2 separate regions of the Mus musculus genome follow, and region 1 is linked to region 2. The links are chromatin loops, found by intact Hi-C in ENCODE. Cell type or tissue: left cerebral cortex. All regions are shown on one strand. Each heading gives the region's core, and the rest is flanking DNA. Links, peaks and the distances in the headings are about the cores only.

Region 1 (16,534 bases), core at 4,500-12,499, 85 kb before region 2:
AGGAATTCAAGGCCCACACCTAAACATGATAAAAGCAATATACAGAAAACTAGTAGCCAACATCAAACTAAATGGAGAGAAACTCGAAGCAATCCCAGTAAAATCAGGGACTAGACAAGGCTGCCCACTTTCTGCCTACCTATTCAATATAGTACTTGAAATCCTAGCCAGAACAATTCAACAACAAAAGGAGATCAAGGGGATACAAATTGGAAAGGAAGAAGTGAAAAATCACTTGTGCAAATATCACTATTTTGATATGATAGTATATATAAGTGACCCTAAAAGTTCCACCACAGAACTCTTAAACCTGATAAACAACAGCTTCAGTGCAGTAGCTGGATATAAAGTTAACTCAAACATATCACTGGCCTTTCTCTACACCAAGGATAAATGGGCTGAGAAAGAAATTAGGGAAACAACACCCTACACAATAGTCACAAAAAATATAAAATACCTTGGTGTGACTCTAACTAAGGAAGTGAAAGATCTGTATGATAATAACTTCAAGTTTCTGAAGAAAGAAATTGAAGATCTCAGAAGATGGAAAGATCTCCCATGCTCATGGATTGGCAGGATTAATATAGTCCAAATGGCTATCCTGCTAAAAGCAATCTACAGATTCAATGCAATCCCCATCAAAATTCCAACTCAGTTCTTCACTGAGTTAGAAAGGGCAATTTGCAAATTCATCTGGATAATAAAAAATCTAGGATAGCAAAAACTATTCTCAACAATAAAAGAACCTCTGGTGGAATCGCCATGCCTGACATTAAGCTGTACTACAGAGCAATTGTGATAAAAACTGCATGGTACTAGTACAGCAACAGACAGGTAGCTCAATGGAATAGAATTGAAGACCCAGAAATGAATCCACACACCTATGGTCACTTGATCTTTGACAAGGGAGCTGTATTAGTCAGGGTTCTCTAGAGTCACAGAACTATGGATAGTCTCTAGATAGTAAAGGAATTTATTGATGACTTACAGTCGGCAGCCCAATTCCCAACAATGGTTCAGTCACAGCTGTGAATGGAAGTCCAAGGATCTAGCAGTTACTCAGTCTCACGCAGCAAGCAGGCGAAGGAGCAAGAGCAAGAGCTAGACTCCTTTCTTCCAATGTCCTTATATTGTCTCCAGCAGAAGGTGTAGCCCAGATTAAAGGTGTGTTCCTTAAACTCGGAGATTCAATCTTCTGGGATCCATAGCCACTATGGCTCAAGATCTTCGAACCAAGATCCAGATAAGGATCTCCAAGCCTCCAGATAAGGGTCACTGGTGAGCCTTCCAATTCCGGATTGTAGTTCATTCCAAATATTGTCAAGTTGACAACCAGGAATAGCCACTACAGGAGCTAAAACCATCCAGTAGAAAAATGACAGCATTTTCAACAAATGGTACTGGCACAACTGGCGGTTATCATGTAGAAGAATGCGAATTGATCCATTGTTAACTCCCTGTACAAAGCTCAAGTCTAAGTGGATCGAAGACCTCCACATACAACCAGAGATACTGAAATTTATAGAGGAGAAAGTGGGTAAAATCCTTGAAGATATGGGCACAGGGGAAACATTCCTAAACAGAACAGCAATGGCTTGTGCTGTAAGATCAAGGATTGACAAATGGGACCTCATAAAATTGCAAAGCTTTTGTAAGGCAAAAGACACTGTCAATAAGACAAAAAGGCCACCAACAGATTGGAAAAGGATTTTTACCAGTCCTAAATCTGATAGGGGACTAGTATCCAATATATACAAAGAGCTCAAGAAGCTAGACTCCAGAAATTCAAATAACCCCAATTAAAAAACGGGGTACAGAGCTAAACAAAGAATTCTAAACTGAGGAATACTGAATGGCTGAGAAGCACCTGAAAAAATGTTCAACATCCTTAATCATCAGGGAAATGCAAATCAAAACAACCTTGAGATTCCACCTCACACCAGTCAGAATGGCTAAGATCAAAAATTCAGGTGACAGCAGATTCTGGCAAGGATGTGGAGAAAGAGGAACACTCCTCCGTTGCTGGTGGGATTGCAAGCTTTTACAACCACTCTGGAAGTCAGTCTGAAGGTTACTTAGAAAACTGGACGTAGCACTACCAGAAAATCCAGCCATACCTCTCCTTGGTGTATACCCAGAAGATGTTCCAACTGGTAGTAAGGACACATGCTCCACAATGTTCATAGCAGCCTTATTTATAATAGCCAGAAGCTGGAAAGAATCCAGATGTCCTTCAACAGAGGAATGGATACAGAAAATGTGGTACATTTACACGATGGAGTACTACTCAGCTATTAAAAAGAATGAATTTTATGAAAGTCTTCGGCAAATGGATGGATCTGGAGGATATCATCCTTAGTGAGGTAACCCAATCACAAAAGAAGTCACTAGATATGCACTCACTGATAAGTGGATATTAGCCCAGAAACTTAGAATACCCAAGATACAATTTGCAAAACACAAGAAAATCAGGAAGAAGGAAGACCAGTGTATGGATACTTCCTTCCTCCTTAGAATAGGGAACAAAATACCCATGGAAGGAGTTAAAGAGACAAAGTTTGGAGCTAAGATGAAAGGATGGACTATCCAGAGACTACCCCACCCGGGGGTCCATCCCATAATCAGTCACCAATCCCAGACATTATTGCATATGCCAGCAAGATTTTGCTGAAGGGACCCTGATACAGCTGTCTCCTGTGAGGCTATGCCAGTGCCTGGCAAATACAGAAGTGGATGCTCACAGTCATCTATAGGATGGAACACAGGGCTCCCAATGGAGGAGCTAGAGAAAGTACCCAAGGAGCTGAAGGAGTCTGCAACCCTATAGGTGGAACAACAATATGAACTAACTAGTACCCCCAGAGCGCATGTCTCTAGCTGCATATGTAGCAGAAGATGGCCTAGTCGGCCATCATTGGGAAAAGAGGCCCCTAGGTCTTACAAACTTTGTATGCCCCAGTACAAGGGAACACCAGGGCCAAGAAGTGGGAGTGGGTGGGTGGGGGAGCAGGGCAGGGGGAGGGTATAGGGAACATTAAATGCGGGATCGCATTTAAAATGTAAATAAAGAAAAATACCTAATAAAGTTTAAAAAAAAAAAGAATTGATAAATGGGACCTCATGAAACTGGAAAGCTTCTGTAAGGCAAAGGATATAGTCAATAAGACAAATCAGCAACATACAGATTGGGAAAAAAAAACTTCAATAACCCCACATCCATTAGAGGGTTAATATCCAAAATATATAAAGAACTCAGAAAGCTAACCACCAAAAAAAAAAAAAACCCAACAACAACAAAAAACCAAAACCAATAAAAAATGAGGTATAGAACTAAACTGAGAACTCAGAAAAGAGGAATCTCAAATGACTGAGAAGCACCTAAAGAAATGTTCAAAGTCCTTCATGATCAGAGAAATCCAAATCAAAACAACCCCGAGATTCCACCTTACACCAATCAGAGTAAGTAAGATCAAAAGCTTAGGTGACAACACATGTTGACTGTACTCCATTTTTTTGTACTCCATTTTTATTAGGGTTATTTGATTCTCTGAAGTTCAACTTCTAGAGTTCTTTGTATATATTGGATATTAGCCCTCAGTCAGATATAGGATTGGTAAAGATCTTTTTCCAATCTGTTGGTTGCCATTTTGGTCTATTGACACTGTCCTTTGTCATACAGAAGCTTTGCAATTTTATGAGGACCTGTTTGTCTATTGTTGATCTTAGAGCATAAGCCATTGTTCAGGACATTTCCCCTGTGCCCATGAGTTCAAGGCTCTTCCCCATTTCTCTTCTATTAGTTTCAGTGTTATCTGGTTTTATGTGGAGGTCTTTGATCCACCTGGACTTGAGCTTCATACAAGGAGATAAGAATGGATCGATTTGCAGTCTTCCACACGCTGACCTCCAGTTGAACCAGCACCATTTGTTGGAAATGCTGTCTTTTGTCCACTGGATGTTTTTAGATCTTTTGTCAAAGATCAAGTGACCAAGGTGTGATGGTTCATTTCTGGGTCTTCAGTTCTATTCCATTGATCAAAGGGTCCTTTTTATGGAATTTATGTCCTCTGGTTTGCATGGCCACCACAAATACCTGAGCTTTCATCCTTACCTAATTTGAAGAAATGGCTGTATGGCAATGTGTCTTACACTCCTATATTTGGTCTTTCCAGTTCTTCACATTTCTCACAAATCTTCCTGTCTTTCCATGAATCCAGAGCTGATGATGCTATGGCAAGATGAATGATGAGTAAACTGGTAATATAGTCCCCTGCAAGGGCATATCTGTACTTTTTGGTGTTTGTACAATGGATCATCCTACATTTGTAAACTGATGAAACTGGTGATCTAGAAAGAGCAACAATCATGATACCTCAGAGACAAATGCTTCTAAGGAACCAAAATATAACTAACTAAATACAAAGATTCTGAAAATAAAATAGTCATTTGAAGTTGGCATTTATAGTAGGAGTGTGTTGTGTGTGTGGCTATAATATACACAGAAGTCAGACTGTTAGGACTATTATAATTTCTATTCAGGATGTAGTTAAGAACATAATTAGGGCAGTATTACACTTATTATAGGAAGAGAATAGGACAGAATATAATTTAAAAACCAATGTCAATGTTTGTGTTGGGTGTTAGAAGACTGGTTTTTTTGGGGGCCTTGTAAGGACAGTAGTGTGCTGGAAACACTTGAGGAATTTTGAACCAATCAGTATAAGTTAATATTCAACCACTGTCTCTCCTCATTACAACATTGTGTGATATATGAAGAGTTAAATTTTGAGAAAATGTTTTTAGCATCATTATTAATATGAGTTATGTTCAGTATGGTGAAATGTTCTTCTATTATGAATTGGACTATATTCCAGAGCCCTTCAAAAAAAGATATACCTTGAATCAGCTGTTTGCTACCTTAGAACCCTTAAAGAAGAACACATACCAGGGGCTTTTGAAGTCCAAGTACATGATATAGGATACCTGAATAATTGTACAATCTGTTAAGTTTGATGACAGAATATCCTGCATCACTTTTAAATCAGGGAGCATGTATGATTAGTGTACCGAAGGACACAATCTATTAGTGAGAAGTACTCTTTGATAATGAAATGGTATTCTATATTTGGTATATAGCTTTTAGATTTGGCCTCAGTATTTAATAAGATTGTTCAGTTTTCCTCAGCTGTATATAGGCCCTGCCGTGCTGAAGTAACCCTCATTCTTTTTTTTTTTAAAGATTTATTTATTTATTATATATATATGAGTACACTGTAGCTGTATAGATGGTTGTGAGCCTTCCTGTGGTTGTTGGGAATTGAATTTAGGACCTCTGCTCACTCCAGTTGGCCTTGCTCGCTCGGTCCCTGCTTGCTTTTGCCCCAAGATTTATTCATTATTTTTTTCTCCTCCTCTTCTTCTTCTTCTTCTTCTTCTTCTTCTTCTTCTTCTTCTTCTTCTTCTTCTTCTTCTTCTTCTTCTTCTCCTCCTCCTCCTCCTCCTCCTCCTCCTCCTCCTCCTCCTCCTCCTCCTCCTCCTCCTCCTCCTCCTCCTCCTCCTCCTCCTCCTCCTCCTCCTCCTCCTCCTCTCCTTCTTCTTCTTTTTTTCTGAGACAGGGTTTCTCTGTGTAGCCCTGGCTGTCCTCGAACTCACTCTGTAGACCAGGCTGGCCTTGAACTCCGCCTGCCTCTGCCTCCCAAGTGCTGGGATTAAAGGCGTGTGCCACCACTGCCTGGCCAGATTTATTTATTATTATACATAAGTATACTGTAGCTGTCTTCAGATGCACCAGAAGAAGGTGTCAGATCTCATTATGGGTGGTTGTGAGCCACCATGTGATTGCTGGGATTTGAATTCAGGACCTTCAGAAGAGCAGTCAGTGCTCTTAACCACTGAGCCATCTCACCAGCCCGTAACCCACATTCTTGTCTTTTATATGGGATTTTGCGATACATCCATTTATGACAAAGGAAATCTGGAGTAAGAATTTATTATCTAAATAACATCTCATATGATTAAACATAATTTTTGAGGACTGTTGTCCCTTCAATTGCTAAATAGACACACTGCATTTTAAAGGGGATCATATTCCATATTTAGGAAAATCAATTTCAGTTTATGTTCTGTTAGGCCTATTGAAATTTCATGCCTAAGTTATCACTTAGGCTTCTAAATAATCTTTGTATCTTCAAGCTTTTCTTTGTACTATTTTCCCTCTTAGTGAACATTACTCGATACCCTTGCTTGGACTGACTGTGACTTCCTTTTGAAGCTTTGAGGGACTCATCCCTATATTTTGACTCTCCTCAATGTAGACTGGACAGAGGATAGAATTAGACTTAGATTACAGGCAGTTTGTCATAAATGTTGATCTGAAGACAGAGACTTTAATCCCATTTGTATTTCCCATGTGTCATACTCTAAGTGCCTTAAATACCTCACTTATTCCTTTAGAACTTCCAATGGCTTTGTAGGGTTTTGTTTTGTTTTGTTTTATTTTTTGAAATTTCCATCCTAATCTATACATAAATCCTTCTTTATTAAAACTATTTCTGTCTTTCGATCATTCTAACATTTTATATTTGTTAATACCATAACACAATACGTTTAACAAATAAATTCATAATCTACTATGAGAACATTTATTTAGGGGTGGGGAATAAGCAATGTTTATCCCCTCTTTCTAACTTCTCAATGGCACCACATTTCAAAATTATCATAGTTCAACCAAAGATGCCAGTGAAATTATTTGGTTTACTTTTACAAAATTGACAAGGTGTTTCTTATGAGACTGTGGATATCCTACAATCAGTCACATTAAAATGCCTTACTCGGGCTGGAGAGATGGCTCAGCGGTTAAGAGCACGGACTGCTCTTCCAGAGCACCTGAGTTCAATTCCCAGTAAGCACAGAGTGGCTCGAAACCATCTGTAATAAAATCCAACACCCTCTTCTGGTGTGTCTGAAGACAGCAACAGTGTATTCATAGACATAAAAAAATAAATCTTAAAAAAAATGCCTTACTCAGTATGTATGGAGACAACTTCTCATAAGTAGTTATCCCCCTTCTACCTTTTAAAAGTACTGGCCACCCCAGTACAGGGGAACGCCAGGGCCAAAAAGGGGGAGTGGGTGGGTAGGGGATTGGGGGGGTGGGTATGGGGGACCTTTGGGATAGCATTGAAAATGTAAATGAGGAAAATACCTAATTAAAAAAAAAAAAAGTACTGACCAGACATGTCCTGGGTGGTTTTTTTTTTTTTTTGTTTTTAGATTTAGTAACATTTAAAAAGTCCTGCTGTGGTTATTTTAATTCAATGAAGCTGAAGGTATGAAGATGGTTGTTGTTTAATTTAGAAGACACAAGACCTGTGCTTGATCTTTCAGCCTTTGTATTGATTTATTTGTTTTTAATGAGGCTTTACTGGATATTAAACAGGGAGGTTCTTTCAAATTGTCTTCTTCCTTCCCTACATTTTTTAGCAAGGTGTTTTGTTTATTCATTCATTCATTTGTTTTGTTTTGTTTTGAAACTGGCATTAGTAATACTTATTTCTTCAGAATTCTGGGAAGTACTCAAGATCCGCTGAGATATCAAGCAACGTGAACTGAACAAGTCCTTGATTTTTCTAGTTTCCCTTGGCAATGAATCTGCTCAGCCATTATTGGACTAGGAGGACCACTGTCTGTGAGTCATTCTGTTAAATCCCCTTTCTACATACATAGAGAAATTCATCCTATGAGATGAGGTCATTTTTCTGTACTAAGACAACTGTGGTTTTTCTCCACCTTGCCATTGAGGAAGATGTGCTGGCTAACAATAGTGCTCTACAGTTTGTCATCTGTTTCCTGTTTTTTTCCCAAGGTTGTTTCATACCTTTTTGGTGAAAAGGAGCTGCAGTTTTCCTGAGCCCAGCATGAAGCCACAAAACAAAACTCTTGTTTCCTAAAATCCTCTTTAATGTTAATATCCTGGGCATCCTTCCACCGGTGGGCCAGATTGATACCTCCACTCCAAGTTCAGTAACAGGCTATCCACCTTGAAGAAGGGGAAGTGCTGTGAAGAAAGCTCAAGCAAGCTACGAAGGAGGTCATGGTGAGTGCAGGACCACTGCCCACAAAGGGGAAGAGCAGGCGGCTGAAGAGCCTGAGCTGAAATGGTGTGTCCTCTCCCACGGCTTGGAGGATAGGCACAAATGCTACTGGAGTGCAAGTCAGACCTGAGATCTGGAAAAGGTCTGACCCAGAACTGGAAGCTCTATTTAACCTTGAGGCGGGGTAAGACTCACTGGCCAATCAAGGTCCCCGGGCGGACCTGCCAGTCAGACAATGAGGAGGGTTCTTCCGGGTGGCTTGCTGCACGTTTGTTTCGGCTGTGCAGGCTTGAATGGTTCTTTTCGTCCTGCTTGCGTGCTGTGAAGGGACCTCAAGCAAGCTCCGAAGTTGAGACATGGTGAGTGTGAGATCACTGTCCACAAAGGGGAGGAGCAGGCGGATGGCCGGAGCTGCAACGGTGGGTCCTCCTCCAGGGCTGCATGGGACGAGAGATAGATGAGGCTTTTGGTGGACAGGCACAAATGCTACCGGAATGCAAACCACTCCGGGATCTGTAAAAGGTCTGACCCGGGACGGGAAACACACTTTAACCTAGAGGAGGGGTAAGGCTCACTGGCCAATCAAGGCTCCCCTGCATGAGTTCTTCCGATGCCTTGCTGGAAGTTTGTTTTGGCTGTGCGGGCTTGAATGATTCTAAATATCCTGCTTTGAGCGCTGCTGTTGGGTGCTTTGAGGGGACCTCAAGTAAGCTCCGTTTTTGAAACATGGTAAGCGCAGGGTTACTGTCTATAATGGGTAGGGGCAGGTGGCTGAGCAGTGCGAGCTGAGGTGGTGGGTCCTCTCTGGGGCTGGATGGAAAGCATCAGCCAGATATAACCAGATGTGGCCACCTGTGCGGTCCTTTGTGATGCTCCTCACTTGCTAAAACAGGCGGTGAACTCTGAATAACATCAGTATCAGGGCGGAATCTGCTCAAAACATTTGGACTAGGGGCTTGCTTGTAGAAATATCACAGGCAGGATGCCAAACTTGGAGAGTCCTAGTTTCTCTTGAATCTTCTATAAGTTTTGCCCTTACCATTTATCTATTAGGTGTAAGATCCATTTGTAGTTAATTTTGTAGAGCTGTTAAAAAGCATCGCATGTGTTGGGTAGCACTCCCATATTAAGCTGAGATGTAGAAGAGTAGAATTGATGATGTAAAGGACTTACCAAGCTTAGGAAATAGTGACAGTAAGTAGCATTTAGCTGATGGAGGACTGCGTCAAAAACACCTCACAGATTAGTATGCTAAGCAGGCCGGTTAGAGACTAGGATGCTAGGATTCACATGTTTGCTCACCAGGTTTGTCTAAACATCTGGCTCCAAACCATAACAAAGGAGACAACTGTGATGTACAACCAGCCACTTGGTACATGCTCATAGCAAAAAGCAGGTCTGTAACAAACTGCTCAATCCGTCATTAGAGTCACAACCAACATTAAGGACTGGTGTGCCTGAAATCCCCATTTTCTAATTGAGAAAAGCATAGTTCTGCCACACGGGAAAGACTACACTGGTTGACATCCATTTGAGAAGGAAAAACACCTATGTGCTTGCAGACAGGAGCCGAGCATGGCTGTCCTCTGAGAGGCTCTATCAGCAACTGAGACAGATGCAGATACTTACAGCCAACCAATAACTCCACTCAGGGACCCCTATGGAAGAGTTAGGGGAATCAAGTAACCCAGATCCCTCGTGGCTCACAAAGACTAAGCCATCAACCAAAGAGCATACATGGGCTGGCCCATGGTCCCAGGAACAAATGTAGCAGAGGACTGCATTGCCTGTACTGAGTGGGAGACTATACACCTAATCTTGTAGAGACATGATGCCCCAGGGAAGGAGAATGGGGAAGGTGAGGCGGTGGTGGGTGAGTGGATGAGAGGAGTGGAGATGGGGTGATTGAGCATGGTCTCAAAGGCAAAGGGAAGGGGGAATAGGTAAAGCATCCTGAGAGGGGGGATCAGATAGTGTGCAATGTTTGGAATGTAAATAAATAAAACAATTAAAAAGAAATTGAGAGAGAGAGAGAGAGAGAGAGAGAGAAACACTGTTGTATGGAGGGTTAGCCTTATCAAGTAAGTCTTTCCCTAAAGCCCTCATGAATAAAGAATGACATAACTCCTTCTCAAACCCAGGAACATACTTGGCAGAGCCAATAATGGACTGGGGCCTAGCCCTTGGGAGCTTTTGCTATGGCTACAATGTATTGAGAATAAAATAGAGCTCCTTTTCTAAAGCCAGGAATATCCTTGGGAAAGCTCGTAATGGTCTGGGGCCAAGGCCTTCATGACAATTTATATCCTCAGAACCCAACTCTTTCTGCCATGTGGGGCTGTGGTTATTAGTAGTAAGGCCACTGTAGGCTTGGTCAGTAATGTTCTTTTTTTTTTTTTTTTTCCTTGTTTTTCTTGTTTTTTGAGACAGGGTTTCTGTGTAGCCATGGCTGTCCTGGAACTCACTCTGTAGACCAGGCTGGCCTTGAACTCAGAAATTCGCCTGCCTCTGCCTCCCAAGTACTGGGATTAAAGGCCTGCACCACCACTGCCCAGGAATAATGTTCTTGAGATAAGGAGTAACCTTGTGCAGCTTCTTAGAAGTCTCCCATTTATTTCCATCTTCCCTCTGTAAGTAGTATACAGGATGCTATTCTTAAGAGCTTTACTTAGCACAAGACATGGCTTCTGCAAGACCTTCCTATCACAACTTTTATTCATTCTTTTTTTCTTTTTTAAAGACATATATATACATATATGAATGATTGCTCTCTTCAGACACACCAGAAGAGGGCATTAGATCCCATTACAGATAGTTGTGAGCCACCATGTGGTTGCTGGGAATTGAACTCAGGACCTCTGGGAGAGCAGTTGGCACTCTTAACCGCAAAGCCATCTCTTCAGCACACTTTTATACATTCTACCTTCTACTTTTTGGCTTTTTCATCCTCTGGGACCTTGGACTTAGTCCCCTGTCACTAAAGAATCAACCTTTGTATTAGGGCACTAGTGTACTTAAGAAATATTTTCTGGAATATCTTTGCTATAAAAAATCTCCCATCTACCTCATTGGCTAGACTTGCAGTCTCCTGTCCCTATTTAAACTGTCCAAACTATAACATGAAGCCTGATCCTAGAAGAGCATTAGACAGAGCTGAGTTTGTGCTGTCATTATAGAGATTTTTTTAAAAGTAATTTTTAATTTTGTATAGAGTGATTTCTCCCTGGGAAGGCATGTTAAGTCTAAGACAACTGTATCTTCAGCCTTTTAGAAAGATGTTTCCAAAAAAAGCTTTGTTGACTCAGGTCACCTTGCTGCCAGTCTGTTGCTCCCCATGGAAATGACCTTGCTTGCCTCTTGATTAAATTTCCTAAATTCTTTAGTTAAAAGGCTGTACCCCAAGAGAGTTTTAAAATCACCCATTGGAGTCATGTAGTGAACTGCCCATTGCAGCAACAGGAAAAGGATGTTCATGTGAAGCATGGCTTCTGCCTTCAGACCAGAACATGAGGAACTGTGTGTACTGCACAGTGAAATAGGATAGGCAATAGCTACATCACAGATTAAAGTTTAAGGGAGTCAGCTGCAGGGGGCACCATTATGAAGAAAGATCTGATACAAGCAGGATGAGTGATTGTGTAATTTCCTAGCATGTATTCATGTATGTGAAAAAAACAGAGCAGATTGCAGGGGTGAATAATTTGGGTATGTTAACTTGAGCCAGTGAATATTGAATTACCAATGTTGTCCTGTGGAGGTATGTGGAATGCTCTCTGATACAGTTAAGTCAGCTCAGAAATTTGAGACATAAACCATTGGCTGTGCTGTGTTTGTCAGCAGTAACATTGCACATAGGGACAAGGTCACACACTGTCTTATTAGTGCCATTCTCTCTACCAGGTATGTCTGCTCTTTTTCAAAGTTAGTATACCTATGTGTTTTTTCAAATATATTTAAAAAGTTAATTGTTGGTATTACTTTTTGAATTTCATTTTCTTTAAGTATCACAGCTATAATCTCTTGTTTGTTTCTATTCTCCAAAGTTTCCTCATCATTAAGAATTTCATTCCTTTTGCTCAGAGGCTTTGTTTCTGTTTAGAGCAGTGTATTCTGTAGCTGAGACTTTGGTCATTATATGTAGTTAAGATTTGCTTTGAAGACCTAATCCTGATCTGCTGCACTGTGCCTTCAGGAGAGTCATACACCTTTCAGGCTGGGCCCTATTGCTCAGTGTAAAGGAAAAGGCATTAGTGAATGATAGTCCTCTATCCTCCATGGCTTTTTTGTGAGAATTATAGATAAAGAGGGACCCGTGTAACAATTGAATTCATCGACCAGCTTTAAAGCTGGTGAAGTCACAGCACAGAAAGGGTGTGGAGGAAAGAAAGTGGGAGTTTTCCTGTTTTGACAGTAGTTGGCTTTAGCACTGAGTACTCAGGTAATCAATTTTAAATGATCAGTAAAAGTAAAAACTGGCCATTTTGGGAACTTCAAGAATATGGATATGGAACTGAATTTATTCCTAGAAGCCAAATTTCTGTAGTTATACTAGTTCAACCAACACAGAAGATCTGTATAAACTGGTGTCACTGTGCATATCAAGATTGTTAGGGCTGGTGAGATGGCTCATTTGGTAAGAGCACCGACTGCTCTTCTGAAGGTCTGGAGTTCAAATCCCAGTATCCACATGGTGGCTCACAACCATCCGTAACAAGATCTGACTCCCTCTTCTGGAGTGTCTGAAGACAGCTACAGTGTACTTACATATAATAAATAAATAAATCTTAAAAAAAAAAGATTGTTATATTTTTGTCTGAAAGTGCACAACCTGAGAGAAAAGGTATGAATAATATTTGGTGTGCTCTAATACATATGTCTAGTCTCTGAACAATATTGGACCATAAAGCCTGTTCAAATATTTTAAATAATTTTTGAGAATTATAATTAATCATTTGAACCTTCTCATTTTTTTCTACTGCTAAGTCTCAAACCCTGGGACAAATGACTGAGGTGCCTATCTAACAGATCAAAGCAGATGTGACTGTCAGTTTTCTCTGACATTCCTCAGTTCCTTCCTGTTACAAGGTGTGCCTGGTAGAACTGCCCTCTAGGCCAGGGGTTGGTCTGTCTGTCTCTCAGCTGCCCTTCCTTATGTAACCCAACCATTTTGTTAGCTAGTCTTTTTTTATCTATAATTTACCCTCCTGACTGATAGGTTATTTCTTCAAGGATGTTAGGTTATTTCTCTGCCTTTGAAATAAGCCAGTTGAATCCAGATTAGATTAGATTAGATTAGATTAGATTAGATTAAATGTAGGTTTATTGGGGAAGTCACTTTGGGAGGGGTGGCCTGAGAGGGAAAAGAAAGACATTAGGTTGTGTGTGCACAGAGAGAAGGGAAGGGAAAGAGCAAGAGGAGACCACAATGTCTGGATCATATAGGAAAGAGCCTCTGAGAGAAGGCAGCCCAACCTCTGGGCTGGAAAGTTCAAAATTGGGGGCAGGTTATGCCAGATAGGGACTGACGGGTGCTGGGAAAACCTGGAGGCCAGGTCTGCTTTGATATGTAAAATGTATTCCTCAGTCCCTTGTCTAAAACACTGACCTCTTGATCTGGTTCACCCTCTACCCTGTACCCTCTTTTCTCTGCTTGCTTAGCTTGGGTCATCCCCACTCTGAAATTTCCCAGATGTCCCCATGTCTTGCTATACTCTCCCTTTTATCAATAATAAAATTTCTCCTACACCATAACTAGGAGAAGCCATGTCTTTTCCTTTTCCTTTCTTTTCACTCTCCTCCCATTGACTACTTCTTGCTTTCAAATTAATGGCCACATTTTGCTTTAATTGTTGTTACTGTTTGATTTGACAGAAGTTTGGCTCTAGGACTTCCCAGCTATGAGGTGTAGAGATGGCTCCACTGGATATTGAATATGTAATGGAATGTACATACAAAGGACCCTGTGTCTTGGGAGAGTAACAGGAAGTCCTCTGGGAGACTGGAAAGTTCTACTAAAATTCAGATTTCCCAGAGTAGGGCTTTGTCTGTCCCTAGGGTGGAAGGGCAGAACTAGGAAGGCCTCAGCTGTCTGAGTCATTTGATTTCTGATCCCCTAGTAGATCTCTCTGTCCTGAGGCCTAGCTTGGTTGTCTAAGCTAATGAGGGACTTTGGGCAGGCCTAGCAATCAGGAGCACCAGTGGGAGGTAGCTTTCAGGTTCTTTCAAGGATTGTCCTGATGTAGGTGTAGAGAGCAGTGAGGGAGACCATGAGCCATGTCATGATGAGTATGGGGGGCACTCCAGACCAGGAAGAGCATGTTTGCTGAGTCTTATCTGCTTGAACTGAGATGGCCTGTGGGTGGGACTGTGGTTCAGTTGGTCCATGTGGTGGCTTGGGCAGAGGCCTGTGGCCTCTTACCTTACCTGAGTGTGTATTTCCTGGATGAGTGGGTGAAAAGGGGGATGGGATGAGATGAGATGTGACAGGAAGACACTGAAGTCCTGGTAGTGGAAAGACCTGGTGCTTATAATATCACTTTCCAGTGTGCACACACAAGCATTGCTTTTGGTGTACAGTAGAAGACAGATTGGAAAATTGAAAGTCTAGTTTCTAGGAGTTTTGAATTAATTTCTCATTCATTTTTGTGTGACAACTTTTATAAATAGTTTTGAAAGTGGTATAAAGGAGGTGATGGGGATCATCCTTTGGTAATACTTGATCAGAATCTTTTTACCTTTCCACTAACACTATGTACCTTGGCATGATTCAAGGAAATTCAATTTCAGGGTACAAAAGGAGTTTCTGAGATGCAGAGGTATGCATACCTAGGAAAGGTATGCATGGTGTTAGGTAGGTGGATATGTGATATACTTGAGGTAAAATTGCACAGATTTACATTCATATAACATCATTAGCTACCACAAACAACCAGGAAACCATGTTCACTATGCATTCTTATTATCCCATGTTTATATGTGAGTACAGTATACAAAGTTCTCATAAAATGACAGAATTGCAATGGATCCCAGAAATCTCCTCATCATATTTTCCAGGCACTTGAAATTAATTTAAAGAAGTATCAGACTTCTCCTGCTTGTTGCATTTAGATTCATGGTGGCCTAAATTATAAAATAACCTAACTTCTCATTAGTAGATGACAAGCTGGGTGCCTCAGGAGGACACTGAGGTGAATGAATGAAGACGATAGCAATGGTTAAAGGATTATACACTTATAAAGGATTATACTCTCATAGTCAGTGCTATATCCATTACTTAGGCACTGTCAATCTGCCCAATTCTTTCTCCCATCTGATTTTAATCTTTAATGCACTCTCATTTGGCAGATGAGCATGAGAGTTTCAGCCATCTTGTCTACACTACTGGTAACAATAGAAAATGAATGGCAGAAAGAACACAAAATCTAGCTGAAAAAAATCACCTTCAGAGGGTTGTTTCAACATTTTTTTTGGTTGGTATGTGAATTTTTTGTAGCAAGAGTTGTTTCAAAGATGATAAGCAAGTGTGCTATTATAGGATACATTAAAATGCAGAAAGTTGCTTTATTTGGATGGTGTGGGAGCTTTCTGCTAATGAATCATATTGCATGAAAAAGTAAAAATGGCATTAAGAAACAGACTTTTTTGAATTTAAAGAATGACAGTAAGTTATAGTTAAATAAAAATGTCTTTGACAAGTGTCTCAACTTTTTTTTTATGATCAAAAAGCTAAACTGAGGTGGTGACACTTTGATTCTTGCTTTGGAGAATGTGTTTAGACATTTAGCATTTTTATATATCAGTTTATATATGTTTAATATAATATAAAATTAATGAAGAAATACTGTATGACATTACATATGTAGTTCAATTTTTTAAAATATTTGTTTAAACATTAGTTTCCTTAAAGAGAAGCGAGGCTACTCTTTTGGAATGAAATGAGCAGGAAACTCTGTAATTCTATAGTCCAAATTCGTGAGAACTAACACAAGAAAGTGACCTGGGCTTGTTTCCTGTGTGATACAGATCTCACATTGCTGAGAGCAAAACTTCTGATTTAACAGATGTAGACAGCGCCCAAGAATGAGCTTGTCATAAACTCCTGTGTGATGCTCACCTTCTAAAGAGACAGAATGAGAACTGTATCTGTCAAAGTCATTCCTTTCCGGTCTTCCCTATTTTGCTTCTCTATGTTCATTATTGCTTCTCTCCTTTGCATTTACAATTAGGAAAATTTGAATTAATGTTTTTAAATTGGAATAAACTCTTCTGACCACTGTTTTTCGTCCCTCTAATCCTCATAAGTTGAGCCTACCTTCCCTCTTCCCCAGATCCACTCTCCCTGCTCCATTTCCTCTTCAGAAAAGAACAAACCTCCAAGAGTAGACAGCCAAAAAAAGACCAAACAGGATACAAAAGAAAAGACAATAGACCTCATACTGAGT
Region 2 (16,534 bases), core at 3,949-11,948:
TTCCTCAGACTCTGGCTGCACTCACTAGCTGTAGCTATCTTTAGACACCCCAGAAGAGAGCATCAGATCTCATTATGGATGGTTCTGAACTCACAACCTTCAGAAGAGCAGTCGGCGCTTTAACTGCCGAGCCATCTCTCCAGCCCAATTGTATCTTTTTTAAAGATCAATTTACTAAAACCATTTTTTGGGTTGATTTATTTTTGTATGTATTTTGTTTGAGAATGATTGTTCATTTCATTCATTCCAGCATTTGCAAGCCAGAGGTAGGGGGACTCCTGTGAGTTAGGAGTCAGCCTGGTCTACATAGAGAGCTCTAGGACAGTCAAGGACATATAGTGAGAGCCTTGCAACTTTACCAAGGTCACCTTTGATGGCATCTCCAAAACCTAGAGCTACCTGACCCCCGACCTCTGGAAAGAGACTGTACTCACCAAGTCTTCTTATCAGGAATTCACTGACCATCTTGTGAAAACCCACACCAGAGCAGAACCTCTGTTCAGAAGACCCAGGCTCTGGCTATGGCTACTTGATAAGAGTATTTATCCAAGAAAAAATAAAGTGAATAAAGTATGTATAAAAAGAAAAACAAACACAGAAATCTATTAGAAAGCAAAGGAAAAGTTCTATAGAAGGATAATTTTTAGTTAAATATCAAAGCAACCTCTTTCTATATCATTTATGGTAACATACAATATACCTTATTGTGTTTAATTCCATCTTCAGTTTCTTCTCCCCAGAGCTGCCCATCATCAAATAAAGGTGAGCTTTCTTTCATGGCAGTATGAATCTAATTAATATACAAACAACACATTAAGTTGGCTGAGTTGATGATTTGCAAAATTCACTCAGTATTTTCTAGAAGCATTTAATCATACAACTTGGAGTTCTAAAAAAGAGATTATACTCAAGTCTTAAATATGACCCTTAATATTTTAATAACTAAATACACTGAGATTTAGAAAGAATGGGTTCTGTGTTTAGTTCTGCTCCATAGAGGGAAATATGCAGATGCTTGTGCTGTTACTAATACACTGAGCATACATACATATTGCTACATTTATTTATGTGTGGGTGTGTGTGAATGTGTGTATGTATGTATGTGTTTGTGTGTGTACACAGATGTGTGTGTGCGTATAATACACCACGATTGTGGAGACCACAGGACACCTTGTGGGAGTTCATGCACTCCTTTCACCAAGTGGGCTCTGCAGACTGAACTCACACCTCACACCATCATGCTTGGCAATACGTGCCTCTACCTGCTGAGCCAACTTGTTGGCACTACATACACATTCTAACGTAACTCCAAGAATGCAAAACAGAACAGCCACATACATGGTAAATCAATTCATTCTCTTATATGAACTCAATTTAGATGTTCAAATGAATTAAGTGAATATTCATACATTCAAATATAAATTTTATTCTTTTCTTCCCCTTTTTGGGGAGGCAGGGTCTATGTCACTCTGGCTACCCTAGAACTCTGTATGTAGACCATTCTAACCCCAAACTCAGAGATCAGCCTGCCTTTGCCTCCCAAATGCCAGGAGTCACCACACCCAGCTCTTAAACTTCCAACTTTAGCCACAAATGTGAACTTCAGATTGAACTTTACAATATGAAATTTTAGAAGCACTGTAGTTGTTTAAATTTGAAATAGGTAAGAATGTGCTTGTCTGTAATATTAGTACTCAGGAGGCTAAGGCAGGAGGAAGAGGAGTCCTTGCCTACCTCTCTTATCATGCTAACGGTTTACAGAACTTCAAATCAAATGCAATTTGAAAATTGAAGCAGATTTTCAGACAAGTTGCAAAATATGATTGGTGAGAGGAATTGAAAACCTTTGTGAGGAAAAGAAAAGAAAAGAACAAACCCCAAATCTCTAAAGCTAACATAAGAACCATCGGGTAAATACCTTGATGCAGTCACACCAAGGCAGCCTCGATGTAAGGCCACGTGTGAGGGGCTCCCACTGTATACATGGGGCTCTTGGACAGTGTGAAGGGATATCTATGAGAAACCAGGAAGAAAAAAAAAAGGTGCCATCACATTAGGAAACATACCAGCTACACTAGAAGTTACATTTTAAAGCCGTACATACACTGGCATAGTCCTAGCTTGTAGTGAAGATATTTGAGTCTTTTCTGGTGAGTTTACTCATCTAGGATTTTGTGAATTTATTCAATTCCACAGATTACTTTGCACTTACAATTCCTTACATTGCAGTGTTTAATAACCAAGAATAGTAGCCATCTCCTTAAATACTCTTATATTCTTAAATTCAGTGTACTTCTATTACACATTTGTGATTATCTGTCACTAAATCTAGTTTCCTCCTTGATGTTTCTTCTTCCTTTTTTGTTTTTGGAGATGGTTTCACTCTATAGTCCATAGTTCTTCTTCCTCAGTTTCCCCAAGTGTTGGGATCACAGGTGTATGGTGCCATATTTGGTCTGTGTGTGTATATTTGTGTGTGTGTGTATATAAAATGCTTTAAACTTTATCTCTGTGCTGCTTAGTTTTGTCAATAGGACATAAACTAGAGTTATTTGGAAAGATGGAATGTCAGTAAAGGAATTGCCTCCATTAGATTGGGCCATGGGCATGTCTGTGGAGTACTTTCTTAACTGATGACTGATGGGAGAGGGCTTAGTCCACTGTGGGTAGTACCGCTCTTGGGCAGGTGGTGCTAGGTTGTAGGAAAAAGCAAACTGAGCAAACCACAGAGAACAAGCCAGTAAGTAGTTTTCCTCCATGGTTCCTGCGTGAGTTACTTCTCTCACTTTACTTAGTGACCGATGTAACAGGAATATGTGAACCACATAAACCCAATTTGCTATGTTCTGTGTTTTACCCAAGTATCAGAAAACCAGATTAAGATGGTGTCACTGTTTTTACCATCAAGACCTTACTGTTACGGTTTTGTTACTACAAACTGTGGTAACCAGGCTGCCCCTAAGTCATGTTTTTTTGTGACAGAATCTCACCCGGAAGCTTTGGCTAGCCTAATATTCACCATGAAGACCAGGATAGCCTCGAACTCAGAGATCTACCTGCCTTGAAAGGCTTGCATGACCATACCAGGCTATACTTCATATTCCTTATTGTTTGAGTCTTATGATCTATTCCCCAAAGTTCTGTAATATTGTACTGCTATGGTCTGAATGATTCTGCAGAATTCATGTTGGAAAATTAGTCTCCAGTTATATTTTATTTTATTTTTTATTTTTTTTTAAAGATTTATTTATTTATTATATGTAAGTACACTGTAGCTGTCTTCAGACACTCCAGAAGAGGGCGTCAGATCTTGTTACAGATGGTTGTGAGCCACCATGTGGTTGCTGGGATTTGAACTCCGGACCTTCGGAAGAGCAGTCGGGTGCTCTTACCCACTGAGCCATCTCACCAGCCCTCCAGTTATATTTTAAATTTTTTTTTTTTTTTTTTTTTGTTTTTTTTTTTTGTTTTTCGAGACAGGGTTTCTCTGTATAGCCCTGGCTATCCTGGAACTCACTTTGTAGACCAGGCTGGCCTCGAACTCAGAAATCCGCCTGCCTCTGCCTCCCGAGTGCTGGGATTAAAGGAGTGTGCCACCACGCCTGGCTCCAGTTATATTTTAATGATACAGAGATGAGACCTTCGGGAGGTGACTGTCACAGCCCGCATGAATGAATCCACTTCTGTATTAATGGGCTAGTGAAGGAGTGACCTTGTTAGAAATGTAATCTCTTTGATACATTTGTTCTTTCTTGCCATATAGTACCTTCTAGCATGTCACAACCTACCAAGAAAGCTCTTCCTCATTAGAGGGTGAGTAGATGCTGAACCCATGTTTTGGGGCTTCCTGACCATCATTGCCAAGAGTTAAGCCACTCACTCATGTGTTTCAAGCCCACAGATTTTATGTATCAGGTAGACTAATATCTATATGTATCTTACAATATATATTACTAAATGTATATGTACTTATACACTTGTAATTTTGTGAATATCGATGTTTTGACTGCAATGCATGTGTAACATATGTGTGTAGAGGCCAGAAGATGAATCGTTATATATGATTGTGAGTCACCACGTGACACCCTAACCTGAATCCTCTGGGAGATCAGCCAGCACTCTTAACCACTGAGCACTTTAGTTCAATGACTCCTACATTTTATGAGTTACCAAGCAGTGGTGTTTTGCTACAGGAACAACAAAAGTGGTATATTGCAGTATATTTTCCTTTCTCTTCAATTTATTCTACAAATACTGCTCATCTTAAAACTAATCCAAACTATTCACAAGTCTTCAGTTGTTTCTTCTCTGTGACTTGGTAAGGTCTCTAGACTAATGGAAAACATACCCAAGTGTTTTAAAAATTCTTGGGACATCTTCTTCACATTTTGTATCAGGAAGTTCATATGATGGGCACAGAAAGCCATAAAGAAAGGCGAAGCTCTTTAGGAAGTCTTTAATAGATGGAGCTTGCAGAGACTTCATGGGTACACTATATACATAACCGTTTTCTGTAAGAAACTACAAACATCTTTATGAAGCATTGAAAGTTTTGGACTAGAAAAAATATTGGCTGTATTCAGACAATTTAAATTATTGAATACCTCATAGAGTTGTCGAATACACTGCTGAATGAATGCTTTGCCATTAAGTGGTTTTGGGTACTTGATTTTTTCAGAATTGGAAAATATACCAAGTTGACTATTACTGGATTCATGTCTGCTAGTCCTAGAAGCATATTTTAAAAAGTGCATATTATTTCAAGGCTATACATAACATACACATGAGGTCACAGGAGTTTGTTTCAGGCATAGAAAGAGGTAGAAACAAACCGTGCTCTGGGACTGGGGACACAGCTCAGTGGTTTGTTTAGCACTCACAGTCCTCTGTGCGCAATCCCCAGCACCACAAATGTCAAAGCAAACCAAACTAAATTTCTTTGTGCCACCACCATTCATTATCCTTGAAGGTATGTTTCCAGTGCACAGGGCTTCTTCGAAGTCTGCTCAATGACCTAAGCACTCCCATGTCTACTGACCCATAGCTGCTCTTGTACTTCTACTCCCTTGCCACTATTCTAGTGAAAAACATTGTCCAGGAGTATTAAAAGTTAACATATGCAAAGAACTTAAAACATCTGGCCTTTGTGAAAACTCAGGAAATATTAGATTCTGTAAATATCTATATCTATCAATCCTTAGAACTGCTCTAAAAAGAGATACTGCAATTATCTCCCTTAAAAAAAAGGTTATGTTTAATCTGTGTGCAGTGTGTCTGCAAGTGTGTGAGAGAAATACAGACACAGAGACAGAGACAGAGATATGGAGGACAGAGGACAACCTGTAGGAGGAGGGTCTCTTCTACTGTCAGGATCCATAATGGGACAAGCTAATAACTAGCAGGTGATAATCCTGAAGTGGCCTGCCTCGGATTATATAATCTGTTACAGGTGAGCCTTCATTAAGCAAGGCATGGTGTTTCTTTAACACATTTCAGTCAGCTTTGGCTCCCGAGTGAATAACATAGAGACCTGGTATTTGTACTAACACACTGCTGGCACTAAGCTGGGCAGGCTCTGAGCTATTCTAACTCTGTATGGCTGCCTACTGCCCAGACACATGGTCCTTTACCTGCAATCTGAGGTTTGCCTTGGCTCACCCTGGTCCATGCACATGTTCTTCTGGCTGTTCCCTTCCTGACATCTCTGGTCTACCCACATGGTCTCTTCACAACTACTTCTCTGGTCTCTTTGGGACCTGAGACTGGGATCAGATTCCTGCACAATTCTTGCCTTCTGCCCATCTAATTGGCTGTTCAGCTCTTAATTAACCAATCAGAAAAGATGAAAAACGATTTTTTTTACATAACATTGAGAGCAGAGATGCTGACCAAGTCAACCTCTGGATTACAACCAGACTTCTGGGCATAAAAATCGGCCTCTAACTACACAGTGCACAAACTCTATTACTTTACTACACCTGGATTACAATTAACCCACTGTTTCTCAGTTAATACTACTACTGTCTTTCTTGTTCTAATCGCCCTTTCTGTTGCAGATAGCTAATTGTATTTGACATTAATTCTGTTCTCCTGTGAGAGGCGTGGAACAAGGAATAAGTCAGCACTCGGGTGATTACCTGTAAACCTTCTTCCCACCTTAATTTATAAATAAAGGCTAGAGCTGGTGATTGGGCGGTAAAAAGAGGGGAAGATGGAGCTGAAGGTTTTGGGAGAAAAGGAGAGGGAGGGGGCAGGGAGGGAGAGAGAGGGAGAAGGGGGGAGGGAGGGGGAGAGAGAGAGAGAGAGAGAACACGAACGAACACGACTGAGGAGAAGAAGAAGGAAAGTGGGGCAGAAGCACCTGGCCTGCTGTAGTGGTAGATCTGACCAATGTAGGCGCACAGCATGTATTCATATTAATAAAGTTGTGTTTTCATTGCCTGGGCTTATTTGGGTTGGAGATTTACTGCAACACCTTTCAACAAAGATAAACAATCCGGTTCACAACACAGGCTGCTCCCACTTTTAAAACAAGTATCAAAATAATGTCTATGTTGGATCGTGTCTCCATCTCTGCAGCATCAGACGCTATGCACTCGGCCCTAGCTTCCATTGAGGGTTAGACCGCATTTTATTGTTGTTGTTTTGTCTTGAGCTAGGGGTGGAGAGGCAAACCCTTCAGCACGCTAGGCAGAGCATTGAGCCACACCCCTCCTTGTTTTGGTGGCTTGCATTCCACCTAATTTTACTCTCATGATTTCACTGGTTCCCAGTCCTTTTCCGTAGCAGGCTTTAAGATGCAGCATCAGGACGGGAACACAGCACACCAAACAGCTTTCCCCCTGTCAGTCCCCACCTGTTAGCATCATCTCCTCCCGCTACAAACGTTGCAGAGCCGGGCAGATCCCCACCCCAGCTTCCTCTCAACAGTCAGCTCCAGCGCCGCGGACCATTTTAACACAGTCAGAGCTGATCCCAGCTCAGCAGTTACCTTTCGCTCAGCTTCTCAACGAGACCCAGCGCCCAGTTTTCAGTAAACGACACCACTGCACACGAAAACACAGCCGCCAAAACCAGAGCGTCCGCCTTGGTCAACCCACGGCGGTTTCAATTTTAAAGTTTCCGCCCGCGCTGACGTCAGGATTGCGACGGCGAGTATGCATGCGCAAACGCTCAGCGCCCGCCCTCGTCGCCGGAAGTGTCCGCATCGGCGGCTCAACGCGCTCCGGGCTCCTCCCAGGTCATCGTCGGTGTCGGCGACCTGAAGGGAGTTCCATCCTATCCGGGAAGCTGGCGTCTAGGACGAGTAGTGCTGTCGGGCGGAGCGGCCCGAGCCCTCCTGGAGTCGAGTTCCGTACAGCAATATGGCCGTGTCCTGGAACTAGAAAGCGAGGGTTTGTTTCCGAAAGGATGGAGGCCAGGACCTGTTTTAGATGAGTGTTGTTTCCACGTGGCGAGCCTGGGAGGCGGCGTGACGTTTCCTGACGGTAGGAGAGGCTGTCGAGAGTGGCGGCGGAAGAGCCTGAGGGATATTTATCGTCAGGCTGCCTCAAGTGCTGTGGACTACCGCCGCCCAGGGTCGGAACTACAAGCAGGCGTTGCCAGTTCCCGCACGGTGGTGGCCTGTCCCTGGGCTAAAGTGTAGATGATTCCGGGGTCTCAGCGCAATTGTGCCATTAGCTAGTTTTGAGCTAAGCATTTTTTTTTTTTTTTTTGAGAGTTTGAGGTTCCCTAGCAGTCACAGTGTCTCCTCACATCACGTCTCGACTGGGAAACCAAAATCTCAGGTATCACGAAGATCTCCATTACCAAATAGCAGTCAGCAGATATATTAGAAGGTATTACATTTCAGACTCTGTGAGCAGCAATTCATGGGGATTATCTCATTTACTTCTCCAAACTAATGGCATTAGAACATAAAAACGAGCGTTTTAGTAGGGCGTTGTGGTACACGCTTTTAATTTCTGCGCTCAGGAGGCAGGGGTGGGTGTGTGTGGGGGGGGGTGGGGTGGGGTGGGGGAATCTCTGTGAGTTTGAGGCCAGCCTGGTTTACATAGTGAGTTCTGGGACAGCTAGAGCAGCGTAGACACTATCTCAAAACAAAACAATCAACCAACAAACCAAACAAACCAAAGAAAAACCACCCCAAACAAAACACACACATGCAAACAACTCCAAAAACCAAAAAGATAATTTTGAGGCTCAGTGAAATCAAGTAATTTAGTTTGTATGTGGGGCAGTGTCCACACCCGAGAGAGTCTTGAATTTGAGGCCAGTTTGAGGGACCTGGCATACACCAGGGCAACCTAGTGACATCCTGTCTTTAAAAAACAAACACTACAGTCAGTTGCATAAGAAATTTGACTATAAATGCTATACGAGCCTTTAATTTATTTTTTATTCGGTGCTCTCTTAAGGTTTCTACAACATTATAATAAAGCTATATCCAGAAATGTAAAACATATTTTAAGTAAAGATAAAGAAGTTCTGAGAAACCTAGTTACTGGAGTGTGGCTCAAACATTATAAATCTTGATGTTCTGACCTAGCAAACTAGTTGTGAACTTCTGATTACTATTCATACTGCACTTGGTTTGGCTGGAGCAGTCTTTTAATCCTATTGCTCTACAACTGATAACGATTAGGTAGGGCAGGGATCTGAGTAATGGAGTGACTTCTGTGGCAATAGTAGTTTGAAAACACAACAGCTCTTTTTCCGTTACTTTCTGTGGCCCTCTCTAAATAGATTTATATCATTTAAAAAAGGGTAAATTCTTATAGGTAATTACTATCCTTTGACTTGACAGGACACTCACCTTTTAAGGATTTAGTGACTTGAATACTTGGACCATGTGGACTCGTGCCTTGATTCGAGGACCAAAACAGGACCACAGAGGACACCCGAAGAAAGGAGAATCAAACTAAGAAGCGTCTTTGACTACATTGGCTGAAAATTTTGAATGACCAATTCTGAAATTAAAAGACACTTAAAGTATCGCATTTTTCCTTAGAGGTGATATGTACACACTCACCTTGTATGTTTAAATATAAAACCTTCTTGTGTGTACAAAGTACATCGTTGATATACAGGACATTAAGAACTTAATTACAACATTGGTATCAACCCAGGACCCCCATACTGAGCTATACTCCCAGTCCTAGTTCTGATTCTTGATTATCAGTTTTTTGTTTTTGTTTTTTGTTTTTTTGTGAGAATGTCTGTGGTGCATCATTTGCCTCCTGGGTGGTTACTGGATCATCTTTCTTTCATTAACAAAGTAAACTATCAACTTTGCCAGCATCAAGAGTCTTTTTGTAGTAAAAACAACCCTACTTCTTCTGTCTACATGGATTCTCTTCAGCTGGATCCCGGGTCTCCTTTTGGAGCTCCTGCTATGTGCTTTGCTCCTGACTTCACTACTGTGTCGGGCAATGACGATGAAGGAAGTTGTGAAGTGATCACCGAAAAATATGTTTTCCGATCTGAGCTATTTAATGTCACCAAACCTTACATAGTTCCAGCTGTTCACAAAGAGCGCCAACAAAGTAACAAAAACGAAAATCTAGTGACTGACTATAAACAAGAGGTCTCTGTTTCTGTTGGGAAGGTAGGAAGTTTTAATTGTCTTTTTTTTTTTTTAACATGAAACAAAAAATCTCATTAAGTATCTCAAACATCTTCCCATTTTCTTTTTTTTTAAAGGTTCTAAGATTTTTTTATTTTTTTATAGTTTTTTTTTCCAATTTTTTTATTAGGTATTTACTTCCTTTACATTTCAAATGCTATCCCGAAAGTTCCCTATGCCCCCCTACCCCCACCTTCCCATTTTCTAAGTATAAAAAAGAGTTAATAATGCAGACGGTGTTAGCATGTCCAAGAGCAGTTGTGGGTTGCCCTCCAACTCATTGCCTAGCTGAGGATCACAGGTTTCTTATCCTCCTGTCTCCACTTCCCAAGTGCTGGGGTTCTCAGCAGGTGCTGTCAGACATCTTTAATTATACTTTCTAACATCCTACTATTTTAGAACAACACATTGCATGTTTCAAAAAGTAAATAGAGGTCAGGAGAGGTGGCCCAGCAGATGAACAGAGGTGCCTGCTGCTGAAACTCATGGTCTGAGTTTGATCGCAAGGGCCCACTTGGTGGAAGGAGAGAGCTGCCTCCCAGAAGTTGTCCTCTAACCTCTCTCTGCCTGGGTGCCATGGCTATGCACCCCTCCCCACAATGCACAATGAATGCATGAATAAATAAATATATTCTAAATGTTTGTGAGAAAACCTGAAAGAAAGCAAGAGTCTTGTGACTTCAGATTCTTCAAAATCATGAAATTGTTCTTGGGATGTAAAAGTGAATTTATTCATCACGACTGGATTTTGTTACTTGTTTATATGCCTTTATGGAAAATCATGTTTTTACCATACCCTACCTGTCAACCTCATTTGGCTTGCCTTTGTGATTGTACCTGTTACTCACATGACTCTTCTTAACCTCCAGAATATAAATTGTCCTATACTCTGATAAACTGATAAACTTGGCTATCGCATGAGACATGAATCTACCTCATCTGTTCGCTTCATTCTCCTAGGTCTCACTGCCAGCAAGAGTGGTAAATAGTACTGAATGTTTTTACACCTGTTTTTGCTTTTAAAATTTCTATGAAAAAATTTCTAATTATTCAGTGGATTTTAGGGAATTTTAAAGGCCTGTGTTTTGGGAATAGGCTTGTATAATAAAAGCTTGAGAGAAGGGTGTTTTTGTAAAGTTTTCTAGTGATAATAGGAAAGCTTCTATGGAATATACATATTTATAAGGTACTTGTGTTTGAGTATATACTTTGGGGCAGTTTTGCAGAAGTTTGAGTCTGATACAATGGTACACCGTTGTAATTCGAGCAGGAGGAACAGGAGCACAAGCCACCCTTGGCTGCACAGTGAGTTCATGGTCAGCTTAGGCTATATGAGATTCTTTCCCAAAAAACAAAACACCCCTCCCAAACAACAACCCCCGCCCCCTGCAGACAACAATCTCTTCTCCCCTACCAAAAATAGATAATTTGAGTATATTGTACAGGATTAAATGGTGGGAGTAGAGTTTTTCTTTCCTTCTACCATGTTGACCATTGGCCCTGGGGTTGAACTGAAGTTGTCAGGCTCAGCAGCAAGAACCTTCAGTATACGCTTTAATCTTTTGGGTGTGTTCCAGTAGTCCAGAGGTGATCATACAAACTCCAGGTAGATATTGTCTTGTTAGGGATAGGAATGAATGATTGTTCATTTAGCAAATGTGCAAGCTCCTTCCATCAATTTTTGTGCATAACGATGAAGCAAGATAAGCACAGGGCCTTTATTGTACCTTATAATTGGTTAAAAAATTAGGGAAGAATACTAAGAGTTAGAGTAAGGAAGTTACTTGTAGTAACCTCTTTTGCTATTGGAGGTACCTGAAATGCAGTCAGAAATGCATGGTTTTCTCTTCTCTTCTTTTCTTTTCTTTTCTTTTCTTTTCTTTTCTTTTCTTTTCTTCCTTCCTTTCCTTTCTTTTTTTTTGGACATGTTTTTCCTTTTCAACAAGTATATATTGATTCATCTACATGTGAAGCACAGAAAAGAAAACCTCAGATGTATCACTGTCACTAATTCAGACCACCGAGCATTTGACTTTAGCATGGTTGGGTTTTTTGTTTGTTTGTTTTTAATGAGACATCTGACTATAGTTCAGGCTGTCTTGGACTCACTGTGTAGACCAGGCTGTTTTAAACTCACGTCCCTGCCTCTGCAGTGCTGTGATGATAGGTGCATGCCACCATGCCTGACAAACTTCCCATTTTAATGTGGAAGATACAGATCAGCATATGTAATTAATGCTATCATAATGAAATTGATCATTTCTGATATGCTAATGAAGTTACATAGCTAGCCTAATCTTAACATCTTTTTATGTAATTAGTCAACATGTATTTTAGCCTGTTGAGAATTTGATATTATGTTAATAGCAATCAGCAATGAAAAGAAGTTATAGCTCTATGTTCCTGCTCTCATGCTCTGTTTTGTGGTGTAGTCAGGTGCAGAATATTGCTAGTAACCACTGGCTTGTCTGTAACCCTCAGATCAATTTTGAAGGACTTTAAACATTTTCATTTATTTATTGTGTGTATAGGTACGCTTGTGCAGTGGTTTGTGCCTGCAGGTCAGAGGAAAGTTTTCAGGAGCTCTGTTCTCGCACAGTGGTGGATATGGTGATAAGTGTCATCTTGCCAGCATTCTAAATACTAGTTAAAATACGTTAAAATTGACATTTTTTTCCTGAGGCACTTTTGAATGTTGCTAATGTTAGTTTTGAACTTGACCTTCCTATCTCCTGGCTGCTGGGATTATAGCTATACTTGGGATCTGTCTGTCTTTCCTCCCCTTCCTTCCTTCCTTCCTTCCTTCCTTCCTTCCTTCCTTCCTTCCTTCCTTCCTTCCTTGCTCCCCCCCGTACTTTTTTTGAACAGGGTCCAGGTAGCCCAGGCTGTTCTGAAATCCACTGTGTAGCAAAGGATGACCTTGAACCCCTATCCTTCATGCCCCTACCATTCATTTCCTGGTATTGCAGCCTTGAGATGCCATACTTGGTTTTAAGATGTCTTTCTTGCCTGCTTACTTGCTTGCTTGCTTGCTTCCTTCTTTCCTTCCTCCCTCCCTCTTCCCCTCCCTCCCTTCCATTCTCTTTCTTTCTAGTTTTTTGATTTATTAATGTGTATAAGTATTTTACCTGTATGAACCTCTGTGTACCGTGTGTATGTCTAGTGCCTGCAGAGGCCAGGAGAAGGCCTCAGATCCAGTGCACCTGGAATCATAGCCATGAGCCACCAAGTGGGTACTGGGAACTAAACCTGGGTCTTTTACAAGAGCAGTGCTTTTAACCATTGGTCTTTTGCTACAGCCCTAAATTTTCTTTGATAGCTTGTAGATAGTTCATGTCAAAAATGAAAAAAGTTGAGAGTAATTATGTCATATGCATATAAACTGATGGGTAATTATGGCAGCTGCTTATGAAGAACCACAGTTCTTATTCCATGGGCACTAGTACCCTTTGCATTGATTTTGATCTCAATGGAACTTCTTACCTTTAAAAAATAGATACAAAATTTAAAAATGTAGTATAAAAAATAAAATCTAGCAGGTTTCAAAATGTCAGTTTTGTGATAGACTACAACATTATTTTTATTCTCATCACCCTCTCTTTAGAAGCGTAAAAGATGCATTGCTTTCAATCAAGGTGAATTGGATGCCATGGAGTATCATACAAAGGTAGGACAAAAATATTGATCATGCAGGAAGATTAGTGTGAAGTAGCATTAAAAAAAGACCCAAATAAATACAACAGTATCTTAGAAATAAAGCACTTGTTTTGGTCGGAGTTAGAATTTGATAGTGCTTTATTGTTTTTTTCTTTGTAATGAACATGTTAAGCCAGTTTTATTAACACTACACATGCTTCTATCAGCTCAGGTAGTTGATGGCTGTGACCTTGTGTTGTTGGTTGAGTTCTTGGAAGACGTATCAGTGTTCTTACTTTTTCATGTTTCCATTCATGTGTTGAATTTAACAACAAGCAGTTGAGCGTAGACTCTTATCCAACTGTATATTTGTTTATATGACAGGAAAACAGAAGGTTATTTGGGGGTAAGAAGGGGACCAGTGCCAGGAGAGTGGAACGAAGGTTTTTTTATGTATGAGGTCAGCAGGGTAATGTGCTTTTGCAGAGTCAGATCTGCTAAAGATTGCATAGACTGAACTAGAGCTTTTAAAAAGTCTGCATAATTTGTATTTTCAGTATTGGAAATGATGTGAGGATAAAATATATAACGTGGGGAATTATGAAAAGAATGCTGACAATTTACAGTAGGAAAAAAAATCCCTGAAAATAACAAGAAAACTTCCAAAATATTAAACACCAGAGTAAATATACTATAGCAATAGATGGAAAGCTGTGTAGAGGCAGTCTGCAGAGGGCCAGTTCCCATGATCATATTTGGTGCCTTGTATCATGATGAGTTGTTGAATTTTTTTGAATTATTTTAGTTAGCCTAGAAAATGACTTATCATGACATTTCATACATATGTGTCATTGCTCATATTCCACCTTCACTAACTTTCACCTTTTTAACTCTTCTTGCTAGTCCCCTCCTCCCTCCAAGTTGTCCCCCTTCTTCTTTCATGATACATACACACAAACACACACACAATTAAATAACGATATGCATATATGTATCATCAAATCTACACTCTGCATAAGAAAAAGCATGCGTTATTTTGTTCCCCTTTACCCCAATTTTCTTCTCTTGGTTTGAACATTTGGCAGATATATTCAGATTGTTACTATAGAAGTCATGGAATTGTTAGATTATATATTGAATTTTTTTCCCCCCAGAAACTACCATTGTGCTCTTTATAGCTGCCACTAACAGTGCATAAAGGTTCCAGTGTTTTCACCAAAGCATTCTGTTTTGTTTTGAAATTGCCATCCTAATGGATATGAATGTGATTTTGTTGTGACAATTTTGTGAATCTTGACATTTTATACTTTTACTTCCATTGTGAGAAAAATGTTTTCTTTCTTTCTTTCTTTTTGTGTGTGTGTGTGTGTGTGTGTGTGTGTGTGTGTTTCGAGACAGGGTTTCTCTGTGTAGCCCTGGCTGTCCTGGAACTCATTTTGTAGACCAGGCTGGCCTTGAACTCAAAATCCACCTGCCTCTGCTGAGAAAAATGTTTTCTAATGTCTCCTGTGATTTCATCTTTGACCTGCATGAATTATTTAGAAGAGAACTATTTCAGTTGCATTTGTGGTTGATCTTAGTATTTTTTTTTCTTTCTTTCTTGATTTTCAACTTAAGTCATTTGGAGTATAAAAATAAATTCTAGTTCTTTAAAGAATGTTGTTTCGTTGGCCAGTATATGAATTATCTTGGAGATTGTACTCTGTGGGGTTAAAAAGGATGTATGTTCTGTAACTGCTGGATGCAGTGCTCCTATGTATAGTATTGAGGACTTTGGTATCTGTGCAATTTTTGTGTTGTTAATTGTGTTTTTGTGTTAATTGTTCTACTCTTACTGGGTAGTGTTGCAGGATGTTTGATCACATGGTGAGTCCTGAGACTGTGCTGCTTACTGGAAAACCTGTTTCTAATTGTGGTGTGGCTTAGCCCTAGCACAGACTTTTAATCTAAGAGCTATCTGTTTATTGTTATCAGGATTAAATAAAGTCAACCATATGTCAGGAGGTGGAACAAGCAAACATTTGACAAAGAGTGAACATAGGAAAATACCATAGAGTGTAAGAGAAAGTCAGGAGGATGGATAGAGAGATACACAGGAAGTAGAAGGGGGGGGACATTCATGTTGATGTTAGGTCTTGCTTCTACCTCCCAGTCCCACGTGCCCAGAAATAAGACTCAGCCTCAAAGTATATTTACATATACCTTTGCCATATAGCTAGGCTCTTCTCAGACTAGAGTCATAACTTATGATATATTTTAATCTACATTATGTTATGTGGCTGGTTCCCTGTGCTCAGGTACCAAGTGTCTGTCTGCTCACATCTTCCCAGGCAGATCTCCCGCCTAGCTCTATCCCAGAATTCCTTTTACTCCCTGGATGTCCCAACAGTAGGTTTTAAAAGATGGGTATGGTCAGTATTTCTCCCATACTGAGATATGTGAGATGTGGTTCCCAGCACTCCTGTGAAGAATAAGATTTTAGGAAGTGAACGAGTTAGTTGACCATGGTGTTTCACAGATGGTGGCAGAAGATATGGAGTGTCTGGGCCAGGACAGAGAACTCTGTGGCTCTGCTTTATGTTCACAGGTGCCCTTTGTTCCCCATATCCTACAAGAATGTTGTGAGACTTTTCTGTGCAGAGCATATGTTGTAGTTATTTTTCTCCTCACCATATCCAGATATCTGACAGAAACAACTCAAGCAAGGAAAAAACATTTTTGGCTCCAAGTTTCAGCATTTCATATACTGATTGTCACACTACTTAATAGTGAGTTTATGCAGTGTGCCTCATTCTGTAGACTTCAAAAGTATGCTGTCAGTAGTCTTATAGTCTCATTATATTATAAAATCACTCTACACTTAATAAAGGTGGATTTGAATATATTAAGATAATCAAAGCACAGTAGAAATTTAATTATTTGAAAAATAAATTTAAATCAAATTAAATTTTATTTTTTGTATATGGATATTTTGTCTGCGTACTATATGTATATGCCTGGTGCCTTTGGAGACCAGAGAGGTGACAGGTCTCTTGAAACTGGATTAACAGGTGGTTGTGCACGACTATGTGGGAGTTGGGAATTGGACTCAGATTCTCTTCAATAGCAGCCAATACTCTTAAACAGCTAGTCTATCTCTCTAGCCCCTGGAAAATGATTTTAAAACTAATATCATTTTAATGCACTTCAAATATTTTTTTTTAACAGATCAGAGAGCTGATTTTGGATGGATCTTCGAAGTTAATCCAAGAAGGTCTCAGAAGTGGTTTTCTT

What was found. A loop is a pair of places that touch in the nucleus more often than their neighbours do. Peaks named below come from ENCODE experiments on the same cell type or tissue, not always from the same donor. Only the 100,000 strongest peaks of a DNase experiment are listed, where the experiment ranks them.
Region 1: a loop joins it to region 2, with 5 times the contacts of the local background. A loop is called at or near these places in 8 of 42 quality-filtered maps.

Annotation. Positions count from the first base shown.
Region 1 is chr17:94,826,610-94,843,143 of GRCm38, reverse strand. It overlaps Gm1976 (predicted gene 1976), which reads left to right and starts at 8,345. Exons shown (of 4, transcript NR_045964.1): 1 at 8,345-8,452. In left cerebral cortex, for the core only: no CTCF peak of the experiment used is centred there; DNase peaks (open chromatin) are centred at 8,322 and 8,593; H3K4me3 peaks cover 2,041 bases; H3K27ac peaks cover 1,447 bases.
Region 2 is chr17:94,740,690-94,757,223 of GRCm38, reverse strand. It overlaps Mettl4 (methyltransferase like 4), which reads left to right and starts at 7,205. Exons shown (of 9, transcript NM_001357135.1): 1 at 7,205-7,838; 2 at 8,807-9,607; 3 at 13,230-13,292; 4 at 16,469-16,534. The coding sequence starts at 9,215. It also overlaps the pseudogene 2700099C18Rik. In left cerebral cortex, for the core only: a CTCF peak has its summit at 7,569; a DNase peak (open chromatin) is centred at 7,361; H3K4me3 peaks cover 1,614 bases; H3K27ac peaks cover 758 bases.